Linked DNA regions of Homo sapiens: region 1 is linked to region 2. Evidence: chromatin contacts called from ENCODE Hi-C or POLR2A ChIA-PET data. All regions are on one chromosome and are shown on one strand. Each heading gives the region's core, a stretch centred on a gene start or an enhancer-like site at or near the end of the contact. The rest is flanking DNA. Distances are from core to core; before and after follow the strand shown.

The links. Hi-C counts contacts between places; a loop is a spot of excess contacts on that map. ChIA-PET counts read pairs that join two places held with the same protein, here RNA polymerase II (POLR2A). Pooled maps may share reads with other maps.
Region 1: a loop to region 2 is called in a pooled map, with 6 times the contacts of the local background. The contact joins two enhancer-like sites. A Hi-C loop is called at or near these places in 2 of 168 maps with a recorded cell type or tissue (K562 and PC-9), 1 of 37 single-sample maps with no recorded cell type and 5 of 50 pooled maps. POLR2A ChIA-PET finds 5 or more read pairs at or near these places in 2 of 52 experiments (Caco-2 and MCF 10A).

Annotation. Positions count from the first base shown.
Region 1 is chr9:87,531,617-87,537,340 of GRCh38, forward strand. The region is part of intron 2 of DAPK1 (death associated protein kinase 1); the gene reads left to right. Among named protein-coding and RNA genes, the nearest start is that of DAPK1-IT1, 19 kb to the right of the region's middle. Within about 2 kb of position 4,340, at least 2 of the 41 ENCODE cell types and tissues checked have a DNase peak (open chromatin) inside an H3K27ac peak, as active enhancers do.
Region 2 is chr9:87,334,103-87,339,717 of GRCh38, forward strand. No RefSeq gene overlaps it. Among named protein-coding and RNA genes, the nearest start is that of DAPK1, 160 kb to the right of the region's middle. RefSeq lists a silencer at 2,366-2,535. Within about 2 kb of position 3,454, at least 5 of the 41 ENCODE cell types and tissues checked have a DNase peak (open chromatin) inside an H3K27ac peak, as active enhancers do.

The sequences.
Region 1 (5,724 bases), core at 3,090-5,589, 200 kb after region 2:
TTGAGAAAAAACAGTCCTCTCCCCAGTGTAGGGCATTGAACTGTCACAACCAGAATTATGCCCAGGATTTCATACAGGTGCTGTCTATTGTACATAGCTTAAAAAGCTGGTTGCCTGAAAGTTCAATTATTGTGTCTTATTGTTTCCTGTGAACATAAAGGAATGTCCACAGAATATTAGAGAATATTGGAATGCAGGAAGAGAGGCAAGTCTGAGAGGTGGGGATGAGTTCAGAGAAATCCCCAGGGGCCTCCTTATTGTGCAGTAGTTTTCCCTCCATGTGCCCCCTGGGCTGATATTAATGTGTTCTAGGAAATGCTTAATGCTTATGGGCCTGACTCTTGGTTTTGCCTTTTAAGAGGCATCATCATTACTAACAAACACGTTCCTGAACAGGCCTTAGTGCTAAGCTAGGCTCGATCTCTTCTTTCTGGCCAAATTGGGATTAATGCCACTCTTTGATTTCCTCATGTTGGCAATCACACAGTGCCATGATTAACTGGTGCCACACATTGCCAAGGCCCTATGGTTTACTTCAAGGGTCAGTAAACTGTAACTCCAAGGCCAAATCTGGCCCACTGTGTTTTTATAGAGTCCTTCTGCTAAGAATTGTTTTTACATTTTTAAATGATTGGAAAAGATTTTTAAAAAGAACAGTATTTTGTGCCACATGAAAATGATATGAGATTCAGATTTTAGTATTCATAAATAAAGTTTTACTGGAACACACCCATGCCCATTTGTTTGGTCTCTGGTTGCTTTTGCACAGCAATGGCAGAGTTGAGTCATGGTGACAGAGACCATGTGGCCCTCAAACCTGAGAATATTTATCCTCTAACCTTTTGCAGAAAGTTTGCTGACCCCTGGTTTATATCATTAGGGTAGGCATGTTGTGCCTTTATCCTATGTTTTTTAAGAAAATTCTAAAATCTAAAATGTATTCATTTCATGTATATTATAATGTGAAATTCTTATTTTGATAGCATTTTTATACCCCCTATGCAAAACTGAAAATGCTAGACAATGAAAGAAATGTGTAAACTGTTGAATACAAGGAGCCAGGCATTCATAATAGAGCCAGCTGATGCTTTGAGAGAAGAAAAAACCTCATGTCTCCTCTTCTCACCTCTCCCTCTTTTCTTCCAACATTTTATTACGAAAATTTTTAAATATACAGAGAAGTTGGTAGAACTGTACAGGGAACGCCAATTTGCCCTCCACCCAGAGTCTGTAATTACTAACATTTTGCCACATTTCCTTTATCGCCTCTCTGTACAATCATCTGTCCATCTCAGTTTTTATGTATTTCAGAATAAGTTACAGATGTTAGTACATTTCAACAATAGGTTACTTTTATTTCCACTGTTAATTAGGCTTAGTCTGAAGGGTGTGGAATATTTTCATTTCCTGAATGGAATAAAAGGTGGGAGTTAAAAGCAGATGGGAACAAGCAGAATGATATAATGTAATTAAGGCCTGGCTTAAAAAAATATGTGTGCCTGTGTATGCACACACACACATTGTAAATTTTGTGTACATGCACATAAAATATATATACACATGCGTGTGTGTGGATATGTATGCATATCTATATGTAAAAATAAAAGAATGAAATTGTCCATAAAGTAATGCAGGCTTTGAGAAACTGTTGGGAGAACTACATTTACCAGTGCTTAGGCACCAGACCAGTATTGTGAAAGTAAAGATGCTGAAGTCTTTGACACCTTTAACTTTTGCAACACATTTATGTTCTCTCAGACCGCATCCAGGGGCAGGAGAAGGAGTGTTCATGTGTTCACAGGCAGCATCAGCCAGGTGCACAGGTCCAAGACCTCAGGCCAACTCAGGCTGGAAGGCACCTGCTCCTGTGGGGTGCTAGCCACCACTGGGGAGCAGAGATGAGCAGAGAAGGCTCCTGGAGCTTTGAAAGACGTAGGCAACCTGCTACCTGAAGGACCAGTGAGGAACCTTTTGACAGTCAAAGAAATTTTTTATGATAGGAACAATTTCTAATTGGTCCATGTGTGCACTCCTTTTCTTTTCCTGCTCTGCCCTGCCCTTTTTGAGATGGAGTCTCACTCTGTCACCCAGGCTGGAGTGCAGTGGCGTGATCTGGGCTCACTGCAACCTCCGCCTCTCTGGCTTAAGCGATTCTCCTGCCTCAGCCTTCCGAATATCTGGGATTACAGGCATATGCCTCCATGCCCGGCTAATTTTTGTATTTTGAGTTGAGACGGGGTTTCGCCATGTTGGCCAGGCTGGTCTCAAACCCCTGACCTCAGGTGATCCGCCCACCATGGCCTCCCAGAGTGCTAGGATTACAGGTGTGAGCCACTGCACCTGGCCGAGTCCACTCATTTTCTAACAGCAGTTCTCAGGTTCCTGTCCTTTAGGCCCATTTAGTTATACATTTGCATAATGCTTTGCAATTTTAAAAACACTTTTCTTAGACTGTGATCCTGTGGGAATTATTATTCCAATTTCTTGCGATTTTTTTTTTTTTAATTTTGCAAGCTGCCATGAATTCTTAGGAAAAAATGCATGGTAAACATTAGGCATACTTTTCAATATATGTGCAATGTGCGATATGCCACACATATGGCCAAAATGCAGTTGGCTCATTTTGACAGTTTTTTTTTTTGTTTTTTTTTTTAACGCTGCCATGCTGTTCCAATTGGTTTGGCTTGACAGTTTTGAAATTGACAATTTCTGCCTCTCCCAATCATTGCTCTCAAGGGCAGGGGTACCACACTGGACATTTCATTGGATCTTCGAAGGCCCTACATACAATGCTGATTCCCAGGCAGATACTTCATAGATGTTTACTTTCCATTGAGTTTATTTTGAGTTATTAGTAGGATGCCTTAGTTGGGATTCCATTTCCAACCTGAGGATCAGCAAAAATCATTTTATGCATCTGCAGTGTTCTTGTTAGGTAAGCACTGTTGGGACAGGTAGAGTGAATGGTTTAAATGCTTTCCTGTTAGATACCCTTATTTTTAAAGTGTGAGGTGTCCTTTCTTGATTTCTTTTCTTTTTTTTTTTTGATACGGAGTCTCGCTCTGTCACCCAGACTGGAGTGTAGTGGCGCGATCTGGGCTCACTGCAACCTCCGCCTCCCAGGTTCAAGCAATTCTCCTGCCTCAGCCTCCCAAGTAGCTGTGATTATAGGCACGTGCCACCACGCCTGGCTAACTTTTGTATTTTTAGTAGAGATGGGGTTTTGCCATGTTGGCCAGGCTGGTCTCGAACTCCTGACCTCAGGTGATCTGCCTGCCTCGGCCTCCTAAAGTGCTGGGATTACAGGGATGAGCCACCCCGTCCGATTCTTGATTTATTTTCTGTAATTGATTTGATGTGTGCAAATGTGTTTATCAATAGGAAGAGCACTTTCTGGAAGGCATTATTCAGAAGATTAAAGGAGAAATCCTCACCATCAGTTCTTAGTTTCTTGAAGCCCGTGGTGGAAATGGATACACAGATGACACAGAGACCATCCATTTTTCTGTTTTCTGTGTGTTTCTAGCCCCAGGCAAATCCTGCCAAGCTCTGTCTATTTTAATGGCCCCTGTTTCTGGTGTCACCTCTGGCTTGAGAACTGCATTTCCATTAGCCCCCCTTTCGTTCTCTTTAAGGATGGGGGGATTACTGTTCTCCAGGCATCATCAAGCAGAAAATCAGCACAGAGATGCTTATGAGCATGCTCTATCACACTAGTGTTTTTTAGATTTATTTTAGTGTTTAATTCTAGTATTTTATGGGAAACTAGTCTGTCTTTTGATATTGAATTACATAAAAATTATAAGCCCTGCTAAGCTTTGAGTGTGATTAAAAAACAGCTGAACATTTGAAACTTGGTCTGTATGGGATCCTAATTTGGGGTTCTCATGTGTGAAGGTCTCCTTTGATATCAAATATATAATGTTCCTTTAATGTAATACTGTCTATAAATGTGATTTTTTTTTCTCCAAGAAAGTTTAGTCTCTGCCCTACTTAACCTAAATATATAGCCCACCAGTATTTTATTTCTCTTTATCATAGGAACATAATTCAAGATCTCTTAGATTATGGTGATTCATAAACTTTCTAAATAAATTCTTTGCAAAATCATTAGATAAATATATATTATTTTAAATAAAGTAGGCAACGGTATAGTAATATCCTTCCCCCAAGACACAGAGTTAAGGCAACTTAATATGTTTGTATGTAAGAGGGGAAAAAAAGGTGACACAGATGTAAACCGGAAGGCCCAAGGTTCTTATCTTTGGGCAGAGGATTACATCTGGGTGCTTTTTATTTTCCATTTGCTCATCGGTTTTCTGAAATTTCCACAGCAGACTGTTACCTTGGTAGTGAGAAACAAAATGATACTTGATTTTTCAAAGAGGGTCATTTATACCTGTCCCCAGCCTCTTCCGCCTCCCAAGTGAAATGGGGCTTGCCAGCTGATTCATTTATGTTCTTTCTTGTTTTCTAAGTTAGTATATTGCTCAAAACAGCCCTTGCGAGCTCTAGGAGCTCAGGAGCAGTTTGGTGTCCTCAAAGCAGCCCCTTCCCTAAAGCTACAGCCTCTGGGTTAAGGACATGTAGCAGAGGTACTAGTGTGAGATGTCTGGGTTTTCTGGTTTGTTCTTGGACCCACAAAGCGCAGAGAGCTCCCAAACATGTTCTCAGGATGGGCGAGGGTAGAAGGTGTAAGTCTTGGTGCCTATCTGCAAGTGAAGGTGTTTTTAAGACACCATGTGCGTGAGCATGTGACCCATGTGGTTTATGATGCTGACTTTTTCCTCTGGGGAAATGCGAAATACTTAAAGCTCTTATCTGTCTGTACTGATTTTGAAAGCCAAGAGCCTAAGATTTTGACAATTAGTTAAAAAAAAAAATCTGCAAGTCATGTGGGAATTGTAAAAATCTTATGGGGAATAATAATTTTAACTTAACCAATAAATAACACAATAAAAATTAAAGCACTTAAAATACTGATTTAAGTGCTTTATTTGTTATTGCATAAATAAATAAATCAGGGAGCTGATTTACCCCACCACCCCTACCCATGTCAGACTCAAATTTTACTAGGATTATCTTGTTTCTTTTGCGTATTTATAGCTACTTTTCCTATGTTATTTGCCTTTAGGGCAAATTATATTCTCTTTGAGAATATTTTATTCTTATTTAAATTCTTTATTGTCTTGAATAGGCACAGTAACAATAAATTTATTCAAAATTCAACAATGGGGAAGAACTTTAATTAACCTGATTATTTTATATTTTTCTAGTGGAGTAGTGGTGTTAGTTCTACCATCAGAGCAGTAATAGTTGTTTTAGATTAAATTTTACCTTGAAAAAGTTGATATTGGAGACATGAAGTTTTCTTTTTTTTTTTTTTCTTGAGATGGAGTCTCACACAGTCACCCAGTCTGGAGTGCGATGGCCCAATCTTGGCTCACTGCAGCTCTGCCTCCTGGGTTCAAGCGATTCTCCTTCCTCAGCCTCCCAAGTAGCTGGGATTACAGGCGCCTGCCACCACGCCTGGCTAATTTTTTGTATTTTTAGTAGAGCCAGGGTTTCACTATGTTGGCCAGGCTTGTCTCGAACTCCTGCCCTCGTTATCCTCCTGCCTTGGCCTCCCAAAGTGCTGGGATTACAGGCGTGAGCCACCGCATCCAGCCCCTATGAGGTTTTCATGTGTTTTGGAGGCCCTCTGTAGTGCATCAGTATCCCCCA
Region 2 (5,615 bases), core at 2,204-4,703:
ACTATGCAGAATACTGTAGGAAACTATAACACGATGGAAGGTATTCATGTATCTAAACATATCTAAGCATAGGAAGGGTATAGTAAAAAATGTGGCATGAAAGATTTTTAAAAAGTGGTACACCTGTATAAGGCAGGCCTGCCTATGAAAACCTTGTGGGACCACCATCATATATTCAGTCCATCATCAACCGAAATGTCCTTAAGGGGCACATGACTGTATATGTTTAATCAATTACTATTTATTCCTCCTTTGTGGTGGATTTTCTTTCAGGAATTCAATGGTTTTATCCTACAGACCATCAGGGGCTCTCTATGCCTATATAGTCTTCCCAGTCTAGTGTAAACCAAGGGAAGTGTCAGGGAATCTTAGTGTCCCTTGACATGCTGGGGCTCCCAGGGCACTCCATGAATAAATAGAAAGCGGTTGTGTCCAGGATATGCAGAGGACTCTGGGGAAAGTATGAATCATCAGGCCCTGATAGTTTGAAAGTGACCTTTCACACCCTGCCAAGACACTGCATTACCGAAGAAGAGGTAATTGATGGCACAAAGCAATAGATGGTGCCCGATAGAATGGATTACAAGAGGATAGACCATAAACCTCAGCCATGATGCCTAACAAGGAATGTTCTCAGAACTCTGTAGGCCCAATCTCAGAACAAGTGAATTAGAATATCTAAATCAAAGGCTAAAATGCGCTTAGAAAATGCTTGCCAAGTGAAATGACATGATTCACTTCGGGTTAAGAACTATTGGCCTAGGCCGGGCATGGTGGCTCACGCCTGTAATCTCAGCACTTTGGGAGGCCAAGGCGGGTGGATCACTTGAGGTCAAGAGTTCGAGACCAGCCTGGCCCGCATGGTGAAACCCCATCTTTACTTAAAATACAAAATTTAGCCAGGTATAGTGGCACATGCCTGTAATCCCAGCTACTTGGGAGGTTGAGGCAGGAGATTGCTTGAACCCTGGAGGTGGAAGTTGCAAAAAAAAAAAAAAAAAGGAAAAAAACTACTGACCTAAAGAAATAAAAATTCCTTTTTGATTAGAAGGGGCTAATATTGTTTTGGTGTAGGTACTGGATTGGCAAGAAGGCTGTCCTGCATAAATTCATGTCTTTACAATAGGCTCCTATTAAAATGCACCAGCTTCTCCCAGTCTCCTTGCCTTTATCTTCTAAGGAGGTTATAATGCAAAACCAAACATCAACCAATCTTAGTTTGGTCAAGTCAGGAAAGAAACAGCAGGAGAGAAATAATACAGAGGCTGCATTATTTGCTTTCCAAGTTATTATCCAAACTATGAAATATTTGCATTTTGGGGACTAATAAAAATAACATAATAAAATGAAGATAATATCTTTAATGCTATCATCTTCCAATAGCTTTGTTATTGAGAAATACTGGTGTGTTTTTCTATTTGCATTTCCAAGTATATACTCACTCAATCTGCCAGAAGCATCCATTTGCCTCTAAGAGGATTTAGAATAATTACATCAGGAATGCACAAAAGGAGTTGATTTTTCTGCTTTGACTACACAAATTGTATTTTTGTGTCTCTAGAAATAGGATCGTTTTGACAATTCTGAAGAATCTAAGTGAAGCTTGGCAATACTGATTCTGCTGCTTTGCTGTAAGTCATAGGATAGAAAGAATGCAAGATGTGCCGGGCATGGTGGCTCATGCCTGTAATCCCAGCAATTTGGGAGGCCAAGGCAGGCAGATCATGAGGTCAGGAGTTCAAGACCAGCCTGGCCAATATGGTGAAACCCCGTATCTACTAAAAATATAAAAATTAGCTGGGCGTGGTGGCGCACACATGTAATCTCAGCTTCTCAGGAGGGTGAGGCAGAAGAATCACTTGAACCCAGGAGGCTGAGGTTGCAGTGAGCCAAGACTGTGCCACTGCACTCCAGCCTGGGCAACAGAGCGAGACTCCATCTCAAAAAAAAAAAAGAAAGAAAGAATGCAAGATGTGATGAAAGGAAAACTTCTGATATACAGAAAGGAGAAGAACCTTCCTCTTCTAGCCCAGATGGAACATGGGAGGGAAGAGAGAAAAACAGAGTGAAGAGGTTGGTTGCCAATGTCTTTGATATCTATCCCTTTCTGCGACCTTAGGGTAAACTTGGAAACTCCCAAGCCTGTCTTTGGGAAGTGGGTCTTTGGTATACCCTCACATCCAACATGGCAGGACTAGCAATGGTGAATAAGATATCTACGTAGACATCCTGAGAAAATGTTACTGGTGCCCCAGAGCCTATGCATGGTCTGCAGAAGATCCACAAACGTGTCCTCAAAGGTTCTGAGATTAGCTGTGCTGACCAAAGATCACAAAGCTATGGGGTCTGTGGAACATGGGGACTCATGACCCCTACCTGACATGCAGCCAGAAGGGACCAGCTGCACACAACAAGCTCCATGCAGAGACCCATAGAAGGCCCAGCCCATCTGCAACTAGCAGATGAAGGACTGGTGCTCAGGGACACAGTATCTCCTCCCACCACCCCAAGGTTATGTCACTTCTTTCATGCAGCCAGATGCCATCTAGCGGGGTGAGGAAAACAGCAAGAAATCTGAAATACTGAGATAGTTGAGAAACAGGCTCTCTCTCTCTCTCCTGGGTTTTTCTCCACCCCCAGCACATGAAAGAATTGTAAGGAAATTTAGATGATTGATAATAAACTATAAAATATAAAATCTGGATTATCATTATATATTTTATGGTGATGGGTAGATTTCCATACTCGCCACAATTACTAGCCTTTCCTAAATTAGGACATTTTCTGGAATGTTCTTCTAATAAAAACTAAGTCATTATCATTATACTTAGATTTTATAACCAAGAATTCCAAAGTCATATTACCAGTCTACTACGCTTTCCCAATGAATCCATCCTGTAAGTCTAATTTCTAAATACACTTGTTGTCCACAAGGTGGCCCTAGAAGCAATAGAATACAGTTCACCTCCAGAGCAGCCCGACCGCTAAAAGGACTCAATCCTTTTTGTTTTCCCATTTATGAGCAATTAACGGAGTGAGAACAGAAAAAAAAAGAGCACAATTAAACATTGTACTAATAAACTGATAACGCGTCTTCAGTGTTTGTTTTTACCAAACAGAGCAGAACTATGAATCATGCGGCCGCGGAACTGCACACCTTGGCTGTGTATGGCACCGAGGCACCTTGCGTTACCTCCGAGGATGTCTGCCAATTTTTTAAACATGCAAAACCATAGTGTCAGTAAAAGAAAAGTTCCCAGAAGACTCGCAATTGTGCAAATGGGGGGGGAAAAAAAACAAACAGGCATCAGCCATCACAAAATTCCAGATTGCCAGATTCCTTGATTGTGGCTTTTAAGCAAAACACAGCCAGCTGCCTGTATTTAACGTTAATTGTTAAGCTCCAAGTCTCAGCCAATCATTTTACTTCTGAGCTGGCGCTGTAACAGCAACACAAATATGAAACTCTCTCCCTGACCCAGTTTAGTGTGGGGGGGAGGGGGGAAGGAGACAATGAATAATTAATTCTGGGATTTGGTCAGCTTTCCTGTGAAGAACACATCGCTAGCTTCCTAAAGCAAAACAACATCTGTGCCTGAAAACTTCTCTTGCGTCTTCAAGATGAGCTGATGGTGTGTTTATAAACCCCGTAAAAATCCACCTCTTATCTCTTCTCCCCACCAAAGAGCCATGTTCGCACTTTAAGGAGTGAGTCTTCTGTTTATGATTGGCTAGAGGGGTGGCCACCTTTCTCATGTGGTCCTCTGCTGAGAACTCACTCGGCTGATGATTTCCCTGTTCTTGACCCTTTGTGTGATTTGAAGGTTTCTCGCTCCTCCCAGATTGCTAACAGCGCCAAGTATCTAGTCTCCTATTTTTCCTCGGGGGATGGATACCTTAGCCTCCTTTCTCGGTCTGGAATGCAAAGAACGCAGCTTCATTTGAGTGAATGGAGAATTCTTTGTAGGCAGAAACGATCTCTCACTCCTCTCTCATATTCCTGTTCAATCTTTCTATCTCATAAACCATAAACGACAGGCAGATGTCTAAAAAAGCATCTGGTTTTTAGAATCCCCCCAGTCACCGGACCTGGGGGGAGGTGTCCTCCTCCAGAGCACACCGAGCAATCTCCCGCAACCAATCTGACTTTTTGAGTCTGGCTTTGAGGTCTTGTTGCCAGAAAAGGGAGTCCTGAATCCAGACCCCAAGAGGGTTCTTGGATCTCACGCAGGAAACAATGTAAGGCGGGTCGCAGAGTGCAGTGAGAAGAGAGAGTTGATTGAAAGATACGCAGTTACAGAGTAGGGATCCTCAGAAAGCAAGAGGAGGAACGCTTCATCTTTGTTTTGTTTTTCTTACATGGGGGTCTTTTCTATGCAAAAGATAAGCTATGTCTCTGTGCAGGTGGGCTGACAGCATGGCAAAATTGCTTATTTTTTGCTGACTCAAAGAAAACTCTCCTAGTCATATAGTGTGTAAATACATCAAATCATACGTGTAATTACCTTAGAAGCATGCATTGTTATGGATATTGGGACATCTGGACATTCCATTGTCATAGGAGTGTGTCCTTGCAGGTATCATCAAGCTGTTTTCTGAACTGTAAACATCTTAGGGCTGTGGGTTGTGACCAGCAAGGAATGTGCCTTATTAGTGTCAAGATGGAGCTGAACTTCAAATGACGTGACTCTGACTCTCCTATGCTCTTGTTTCCCTAACAGTCTGACAAGGTTAACCTTCAAGGACTGCATCAGGAATTGGTCACAGTGCTTAGCAACAGGTTCTCTTCACTCTTGTCATTTACATATAGACGACAGCTAATATTCAAATCCGTGTAGGCAAACCCACAGTTGATTAAATTAAATCTCTTCTCTAGCTTGATTTGCATAACTTGAAATAATCAGAATAGAGAGTGAATGCATAATTGAAAAGAGAAAATACGTACTGCAGCTATTTGAAACTAGATGTCGTTGAATTAAGCTTGTAAATTCTGATAGTACTGAATGTACAACTGTTCTAGGCTAACTTTACATTTGAAATGTTAAGAAATGTGAGTTGTGAACTGGAAAGTTAATTAACAAACAAAATCTTAGAATATTGCACTTTGTTATGGCAGCCCTAGAAATAAACAAAATTTAAGAGAAAAAAGAAATTTTTTGACTAACAATAACAACATTTTAAGTTGTTTTTTTTTTTTTTTTTTTGAGACGGAGTTTTGCCCAGGCTAGAGAGCAGTGGCGCAATCTCCACTCACTGCAACCTCCGCCTTCCGGTTTCAAGCAAGTCTCCTGCCTCAGCCTCCAAAGTCACTGGGATTACAGGCACCCGCCACCACGCCCAGCTAATTTTTTTGTATTTTTAGTAGAGACCAGGTTTCACCATGTTGGTCAGGCTGGTCTCAAACTGCTGACCTTGTGATCCACCCACCTGGGTCTCCCAAAGTGCTGGGATTACAGGCATGAGCCACCATGCCCGGCCCCAACATTTTAAATTTTTTAAGAGAAAAACTGTCGAGCAAATGACCTGAATAGTTTGCTGGCACTATTTTACAAGAAAACAGAAGCAGTTCCTGCATACCATGTTCTATTCTAACTCTTGCAAGGAAAAGAATTTAG